Linked DNA regions of Mus musculus: region 1 is linked to region 2. A link is a contact called in ENCODE Hi-C or POLR2A ChIA-PET data. All regions are on one chromosome and are shown on one strand. The core of a region is the stretch at or near the end of the contact, and the rest is flanking DNA. Distances in the headings are between cores, read along the strand shown.

What was found. A loop is a pair of places that touch in the nucleus more often than their neighbours do. ChIA-PET counts read pairs that join two places held with the same protein, here RNA polymerase II (POLR2A).
Region 1: a map of heart shows a loop between it and region 2 (2.5-fold over the local background). The contact joins the promoter of Hectd2 here to the promoter of Ankrd1 in region 2. A Hi-C loop is called at or near these places in 2 of 37 maps with a recorded cell type or tissue (heart and left cerebral cortex). POLR2A ChIA-PET finds 5 or more read pairs at or near these places in 1 of 5 experiments (embryonic stem cell).

What each region holds. Positions count from the first base shown.
Region 1 is chr19:36,551,801-36,555,954 of GRCm38, reverse strand. It overlaps Hectd2 (HECT domain E3 ubiquitin protein ligase 2), which reads right to left and starts at 1,316. Exons shown (of 21, transcript NM_172637.3): 1 at 1,040-1,316. The coding sequence starts at 1,171. It overlaps Gm41838 (a long non-coding RNA gene), which reads left to right and starts at 1,916. Exons shown (of 2, transcript XR_877830.3): 1 at 1,916-2,103; 2 at 2,221-3,030.
Region 2 is chr19:36,117,754-36,122,597 of GRCm38, reverse strand. It overlaps Ankrd1 (ankyrin repeat domain 1 (cardiac muscle)), which reads left to right and starts at 2,754. Exons shown (of 9, transcript NM_013468.3): 1 at 2,754-2,843; 2 at 3,200-3,379; 3 at 4,235-4,372; 4 at 4,657-4,764. The coding sequence starts at 2,817.

The DNA of each region.
Region 1 (4,154 bases), core at 67-2,566, 430 kb before region 2:
TTATCCTTTTAAAATGTGTGTCATTGCTGTCCAAATCTGCTGTGCTGACTTATGATAAAAGAGTTGTCTTTAACAATTTCCAGTTATTACAGGCTTCAGACATTTTTGAAAAACCTACCAAATCATAACATTATTCTGATACTAATACTTTATAAAGAAGAGTGAGCTATTTTAGTAAGTTCCTAGTCATTTAGGAGGGCGGCTTCTAGAAACTAATTGCAAGTAGAAATTTTTTTAAATGTATAATATTCCCCAAACTTTTACTATTTTGTCACGTACAGATGCGTTGACAAGTCATAATCTTTAAATACTTGAAAGCAAACTTGCCCAAAGTATTTAAATACTATGTCAAATAAAAATGTCAAAACCAGAAGTTAATCATAAAGCAACCAGACTCCCAACCACTAAGTACAAACAGGGGGAAGGGAGAGAGGGGATGATGTCCCATGACATCATTTGGCAGTATGGAGTTTGAAGGCTGAGAGCGCCTTCCAAATTAACCCTTGCAAAATCCAGCTGGGAAATTACCACGCTTATTAAGCTTGGATAGCCGAGTTTTAAAAGAAGAAAAAGCCTCGCTCCTTCAAATCACACGTCAGTACCGTATGAAAAAAATAAAAGCATCCAGGGAGGCAACTGCCTCCCACTACCCGGATAGCAACGGAAAGGTCAGAATTAGGAGGAAACTCCTCTCTGAGACTGTTCAACCCGAGGGGAGAAAGGACCGCAAAAGCGAAGGGAAGCGCTGCCTTGGCGCCCACAGGCAGGTTCTCCCACTCAGGGAAAACCTCCCTGACGCCCAACTGGCACCCATGCTCATCCAACAGAGGATGCCGACCCTCAGCAGAAAGTCGGGAGCCAGACCCCCCGAAAACAAGCAAACACCCAGCATCAGGCAGCGGACCCCACTCCCCGAGCGTGGAAGGCGCGGTTCCCAAGTGATGGCCGTTGCCCTCGAGGCGCAACTTCCCTGTTGTCCCCTCTCCAGGCCGCCTTCAACCCACCGCCCAGGGCGCCCCCCGGCCCCCGCCGCACCTACCGCGGCTGCGCCGGCCGTCACGATGGGCGGCAGCTTCTCGCGCTCCGGTTCTTTCCCCTTCCTCTCCTCCGGGGCGGCCGCGGCTACCGCCGGCGGCGCTCCGGGCGAGAGATCCCGAGCCGCCTCACTCATGTCTGGCCGGGCGGCTGAGGCGCGAGGCGGTGGCGGCGGCGGCAGCGGCGGCCGGACTGCAGCCGGGGCGGGCGCTGCTGCTGCTGCCGCGGCCGCGAGAGGGCTCCTTCCAACCGCCGCCGCCGCGCCGCCCCCGCCCCCGCGCGCGCCCGCGGCCCGTCGCGCGCCCGCGCGTGTGCGCGCGCCCCCGGGCTGGCCGCCAGGCTCCGCCGCCCACCCCCTGCGTGCGCCCGGCTCGCGCCCTCGGCCGCGCTCCGCTCCCGCGGGTCCGCCGGCCGGGGCTCAGACCGCGGCCCCGCGTCACGCGCGGGGACCGCTGAGGAGACGGCGCGGGGCGGGAGCTGGGGGGCGCCTGGTCGCCATGTTGGTCGCGGGCTGTGGTGGGAGGGCGACAGGCCTTGTAAAGGCTGTGACACGGATTCTAACCCTGGCTTTCCCTTCACCTGGAGTGGCAGGTGAGCCGGGGACCTTTGACCCAGCTGGTGGCCTTTGACCTTTAAACTCGCGCTCAGGAAGCGGACTCGGGGTCATGTCTGCCCCCTGATCTTTCCTCCAGTGCCTCCAGCGCCGGGGAGACTGGGAGACCGCTCACCTGAGCATCCTTATGACTAACTCTTTCCCCGTGTCCTCTCCTGGCCTCATCCTACGGGAGAAGCGCTTAGGGTCGGGAGAGGACAATGCGACACCGTGCTCCCCTCCCACACACACTCCAGGGCAGGACGGCCAGGCCACACTTTCCATTTCTGAGCCGCGGTCCCTCATGACTGCCAAGTCCGCCTCTCCCTTCCGTGCCCACGCGCCTACATTTTGCTCTCCCCGCCCCCCGCCGTCCTTCGTTCCCTCTAATCCCTTGTCCCCTTCCGTTTATAAGTTACAGATGGACAGATCCAAACTGCTGAGTAATCCATAATAAACCTCGTAATAAATTCTGGGTAAGAACGTTTAAAAAATTACTTTAAATCGTCATGTTAAAATATCCCCACCTCCACCACCCGACGACGACTTAGACAATTTCCTTTCTCCTCGCCCCCTCCTTTTCCTTTTATCAGTCTGCTGGAATGGCAGAGACACCTGCTGATGGAGGAGAAGGGAGAGAGGAAGTATTCACTGTACCACTTACTAAAAATAGAGAATTTCTCGACATTGAGGTCTTGGGATTTTTAGTTGAGACTTCGTTATTTTATTCATGGTGAAGTGAATTTTCTAATCCAAGAATACTCAGCTCCAAATACAAGAAGCAAGAATATCTCTGAAACAAATTCAGAGGGGATTTGGTGACTGTCATTTTATATAATTCAGAGTCCGCAGAACTAAATAAATAGTTACAGTTCTTCCTGGCATGAGGTTGTTTTTCAAGCCCAGAATTTGTAGCAAGCAATAAAGTGAATCGGATAGTGCCTACTGTATTACTTTGGAAATTATAAAGTTTGCTTCTATTTCTAGGAAGTATTTGTAGTTTTAATATAATTGCTGTCACCATCGTTTCTCTATTAATAACAAAAGGTGTACAATAAGTAGAATAAAGTAGCCAGGTATTTCATAATCTTTAGAGCCAAATGACACAGGCACTACTTTGCAACACCCTTTTCTGTCTCCTTTTTCTTGAATTTTTGTTTTTAGACCTCTCTTCTTAAATCTCCGGACTATCTCATAGACATCTGTTTTCTTTTAGCAGGCCAGCATGCTGAAAACTGGTAACAAACATTGTAAAACCAACCTTTCATTTTAAATACGATTCAAGATGTACCATGCTACTGTGTCTAGACTGGTAGAATAAATTCTGAAATGATGGTGGGTTATCTCTCCTATTGTCTACAACCAAATTTAGTAATTTGCTATTAAAATACTTGGATCAGAAACGAGTTGGATCGCATGCCTTATGCTTTCACTTTTCATGTGTGAGACAAAATAAAAGTGTGTCTGTACATCTAGTCACATTCAATAGAACAAAAATATTTAGATATTGGCAAAAAAACTGGCAAGTCAGAAGTGTTCATTTCTACTGCTCCAGACGAGATAAGGCAATGGAAACAAGCCCATTGGTTTATTCTGCTGGGAGCTCTATATAGGAAAGATAAGCATCATGATGAATTTGTTTCCACTTCCTACTAAATACATGATTCATAATGTACCACTTAAAGTCTCTTTCATACAAGCCCCGGGTAAGGACTGGGAGGTAGATGGGGGTGCTCTTGGTAAGCTAGAATGATAACTCTGGCAGAACTTGTAAGGCAACTGTCACGAAAAACTTTTTGTGTGTACCTACTGGATCTGGGGGTTGAGGGGAGTCAGACAGAGCTCTGGCTGCTATGCATAAAGATGTGCTGAAGACGCTTTTCAGTGACACCAAATGTAATGGTCAAGTGTGGGGACCTTTCTAAGTCCAGATGCAACTGGACTTGATCAATCAGGTTTTTCATCTGATTTAGGAAGGCAAAAGACCTAAAGGGGAACGGGGTGGCATGGGGCAATGAAATGGGATTTAGAGAGATTATATCCAAAGAGGAATGAATGGCAAAGATAAGAGTTGGAAGGCAATGGAAAGTCTAGCTGACAGAGCACCCCTTTAATTACACACAGTAATAATAGTGTACTGAACAACAGCAAAATTGGTTCTGAAAGAGCATTTAAGAATGGTTCCTAACCAATCATTATGATCATGTGGTCTATTTTAAATGTGTGCTTCAGACTTACTTTTAAGGTTCTATCACATTAATTTATCGCTTGATGTGCCATGTTGCACATGTGGAGGTCAGAAGGCAGCATGAGGCAGTTCTCTCATTCTGTTGTCTGAGTCCCTGAGGATGGAGCTCAGATGTGAAGCTGGGCAGCCAGCTCCTTAATCTAGTGAGCTATCTCATCAGCCTTGCGACACACTTTTTAAGGAAAGCGTCTTTTTCATATTCCAATTGAGTATTGGTCCTGAAGTAGTGAAGTCAATAAATATACTTCTTTTAACCGTGTTTGGCATACTTCCTTGGGT
Region 2 (4,844 bases), core at 1,505-4,004:
TGCTGAACAGTGGATTAAAATTCTGATTATCTTTCTTTTCATCTATCAGTGCATAAACCCCAAGAAGATGGCAATGGTTGTGCTGTCCCAGCAGCTGAGCTCTGGCACCATTCCCTTGCTGGTTCTCATCAAAGATACTTCATATTGTGCCAAATGACTGGAGATGCGGCAAAGAAAGGTTATGCTGAGAGGCTGTGATAAAGCCAAACACACAAACCTCTGAATTTATTTACTACATGAACCTTTATGGGAAGGAAGCTCCGTAAGTGATGGGAGCTCTCTTCCAGTTGAGAAGTTTTGCCCTTGATTTTGGTGAATACAAATCATTTAAAGCACAATCTACCCTTATCTATTGTTAGGCATATATACATATATACATGTATATATACATGCATATATGGTACAGCACTTGCATAGGCATGTGTGAAGCATTGTGTTCATGCCCAGCACTGTGAAAATCCCCAAATCAAACCATAATAAATGATCAAAAGAGGATCCTTTCATGTTTAACAATATCAACCCTAACCCAAGGGGAACAGCCTGCCTGACAGTGGCTTTGCCACCCATGAATACTTCCTAGTCTAGTCCGTTTGTGAAACTCAGCCCATCCCAACACTTCTGCAAGCCCCATCCTCTACAAGGTGCTCATTGGGAATTTCCTGGAGCTTCTCTTTCAGGATCAGCCTGATTCTAGGGCAGCAGTTCTCAACCTGGGGGCCTCGACCCCTTTGGGGGAATCAAACGACCCTTTACAGGGGTCACATATCATCTATCCTATATGTCAGGTATTTACATTACGATTCGTAACAGTAGCAAAATTACAGGTATGAAATAGCAATGAAATAATTTTATGATTGAAGGTCACCACAACATGAGGCCGCCACACTGTTCTAGAGAAAAATCACCTGGGTGGGGAAAGGTTTGGGAAAGCCTTTCTGTCCATTCTTCATTCTTCAAAGTGATGTGTTCACAGAAAGCCTTTCAGCTGTTCTGCTGGGGCTCTTAGTAAGTCTGAGTAGGAACTGTATGTACCAGGTCTGCTTCTTATGGGTGGAGCCAAGACGCATCGTGGGTGGAGCGAAGACGCAACCTCACCTTCTAGCTCTGCATCCATAGCAAGTAGCCTAATGTTTCTGTGTCTAGGTGTCATCTCTGTGAATCGAGATCCTTGGCCTTGCTTGAATTAGGGAGGCACAAAATACTCAGAGATTCAAGACTGCTCAGCAGCCCAGAGTCCTTCCTCAAAGGAAAGGTCTCAACTCTCAGCCCCCCTTAGCTCTGAGTCAGGCCTGGAACAAACGGCCACAGGAATGAGAAAAGCTGCCATAGCTGCTTGTCACTTCAAGAGGTCAAAGAAAATAGTGTTAACCATGAAAACGAGAAGACCAACAGTTATCCATTGATAGCGTCTCAGGACAGATAGGACAGAGAGAACACTAGGAGAGGGGAACCCACGAAGGACAAGGTATTAGTGTGTTGGTTTTCAGGGCAATGTCTTGTACTGAAGATTCTAGAAACACAATTTGCTGGTTGAACAGCTGAAGTGGGGTGGGGGTTCTTACCCCATGTTCATGGAAGGGTGAGTGAGGAGAGACAGATATATGATGGCCAGCATAACAAACATACACAACACCCTAATTAACACTTCCCTCTTCTACTGACACCCCCTTCACTCTCCTCTTTCATAAAAAATAAAAAAAGTATTTTATGTGGCTCTTACGATAGAATCTTTCCTCGAACTATAAAAAGATCTAAATATTTATATTTTTCACATTTTAATATCTTAGCGATGACAAGCCAGAAACAAGTATTTTTGCCTCTCTCAACAGCAAAGCTTGGGGCCTTTTTGTTTCCGTGTTAGGAATAGAACACGAGAGCCCCGTGTATCTAGGCAGATGCTCTATCATTAGCCCATGAGTCTCCAGCCTCAGACGCACATTTTTCTCGGGCTCTCTTAAGCTTTTCCCACAGCATTGGGAAACTTTACTGACAGCATCCAAGTTGTGCTTCTGCTAAGAACTGGACTCACATCTCTCTGTGCATCACTTCGGCCCGTTTTGGGGTAGATCCTCTGATTAGCCTTCAGATTTAGAACACGGTGAGCCTGTGGTGCACTAATTATGGCCAGTGACACCATAGAGTCAAAGTGCATTACTGAATGCTTTCAATTTCTCCTAATGCTGGTACGATGGCATGTCACAGGGCCATTTTAGCTGCAGACATCACTCCAGAGAATTCCAAACAGATAGAGACAAGTGGCACCCAGACCCATCTCCTTCCCCTCGGGCTGATTATCCCCAGAAATAGGATGTCCCAAAGCAACACTTCCCAGCCAACTGGAGTGCTGATAAGTCCAGTTATCAGAAAGATATGGCTGTAAGTGTGATGCACAGTGCTTGCATTTTCTTGATACGTTAGTCATATGAGAGCTGACAAAGAAGGAAAAAGAGCAGCGATGTGGTGCAATATTAACAGGCAGCTGTCCCCTGGCTTCCCGATACGTGGGATGACTCGCATTGCTGAGCGGTGTGGTCACTGCCAAAGGAATGACCCTCTCACATTTCTTCCTGATTCGCATACGCCGCGGCCAGCTTGTCATCTCCCTCTTGGGCTTCCCAGACACTAAGTCTGGAATGAAAATTCACCTGCCTCTGAATTGGCCACTGGTGGGGGCAGGGGTGTGACTTGGCTTCCCAGGCTGGAAGATTATCTCACCCAGCCCTAGCTATATAACGGGCTGGTGTGGAGGGGCTCCACAGGGCCAGTTCCAGGGGTTCATCCACAAGAGAGAAAAACATAGACTCACGGCTGCCAACATGATGGTACTGAGAGTAGAGGAGCTGGTATGTAAAACATCTTTTTTTTTTTTTTTTTTTTAATCTTGGCTTTTATTTGAAAATACAGATGGTTTTTCTTTCTCAGGAATAATGTGGGGTTGGCGTTAGTGACTTCCTAAGAGAAGGTGGTTGAGTGGGTTGAGTGGGTTAAAAGTGAATTTTCATGTGCTAACCTGATGCTCATCTTAATTGTGAGAGGAAGGCAGGCACCTGGGATACCTGGAGCTATGCTCCAGACAGTGCACCGCCTGAAGGTGGCTGTCGCTGGATGGAGAGGAAGGACCTCCTGTGGCATTGTTTGTGGACAGTTACCCCAAGATGGGTAGCTTTGCTTCTGACTTCAACATCTTCTTCACATACAGGTAACAGGCAAAAAGAACAGCAATGGGGCCGCAGGGGAATTCCTTCCTGGGGAGTTCAGAAATGGAGAATATGAAGCTGCTGTTGCTTTGGAGAAGCAAGAGGACCTGAAGACACTTCCGGCCAACAGCGTGAAGCAGGGGGAGGAACAACGGAAAAGCGAGAAACTGCGAGAGGCAGAGGTGAGGACCTCCCACAAAATCCTAGTGGGAGTGGGGTACGGAGGTCCCTGAGGAAGAGGGGAAGAGAGGAGGAAAACAAATAAAAACTGCTCTAAAGATGTCTTTTCACCAGATATGAAGCGCATGATGCAAAGAAGCAGTGCACATGGAAATGACTGGGGGAATTACTTTTGGATTCCTCCTGTGTGGAGGGTTGAATCAATGATTGAATGTGCTATGACCACGTTTTGATCAAAGGACAGACAGATAATGATAACCAGAAAAGCTCCAACATCACACACTGCCTACTCAATTTGAGCCAAGGCGATTTGTTCTTTTTGATAACATTGAGTTGTGGCCCACGGGTCATAGAATAAGCTTGCCATGTTTATTGAAATTTATTTATTGAATTTTTGTAGATTACTAACACAAATTTAGAAGTGCAGCAGTAATCTCCGTTTCAGAGACTCGTGAAGGAGAATGGCATCAGTATTTGTGAATTTATCTGTATTTTCTACCCTTGGTTAAAACATATGTTAGTTTTTGAGAATGAGAAAACAAATTCTATAGAAATCTGGGCTTTATGGTACTAATTACAAAATGATTACTGAGAGACTATGTCGTGCCTCTAACCAATTAGTCAAGGACTAGTTCTACAAGCAAAGGAAGTAAATATGACTTAGATTAAAATTAGACCCCAAATACTTTAATGAAAATAAAATCCCTGAAGTCAGACACTCACTTGAAAGTGCTTTGGATTTCCCATTCTCAGCCCACTCACAGTTTGCTCAGGCTGTGCAGGGTTTGTTCAGGTACCACAATAGTTAGAACTCACTATATATTTTTCAACACTTGATTTTTCCCCCCTTTCGTTAGCTCAAAAAGAAAAAACTAGAACAAAGATCAAAGCTTGAAAACTTAGAAGACCTTGAAATAATTGTTCAACTGAAGAAAAGGAAAAAATACAAGAAAACCAAAGTTCCAGTTGTGAAGGAGCCAGAACCTGAAATTATGGTAAGGACTGTTTGGTTATTGCACATCCTTATAAGTTGCAGGGGTGAGTCCTGTGGAGGGACGACGGCAGCAAAACTCATGGCCACTTTCGATTTCTTTCCCTTTTCTCTCCTTTCTCCTCAATTTCTTTCTTCTTTGTTCTTTCCCACTTTCTCCTCTACTCTTTATGAGCATCCTCTCCCTTCTTCTCCTGTCTTGTCTTTTCCTCTCCCTTCCCTTTGCCTCTTCCTCTTCCTTCTCCTCCTCTGTCTGTCTCCTCCTGCCCTCCTCTTCCCTCACTTTAGACTGAACCTGTGGATGTGCCGAGGTTTCTGAAAGCTGCGCTGGAGAACAAACTGCCAGTTGTAGAGAAATTCCTGTCAGACAAGAACAGCCCCGACGTCTGCGATGAGGTAAGCAAGCCTGTGCCGTGCCTTCCTGGAGGCTGGCAAATACAGTCTCAATGTCTTCCACCTAAAAGTTTCTCCAGCTG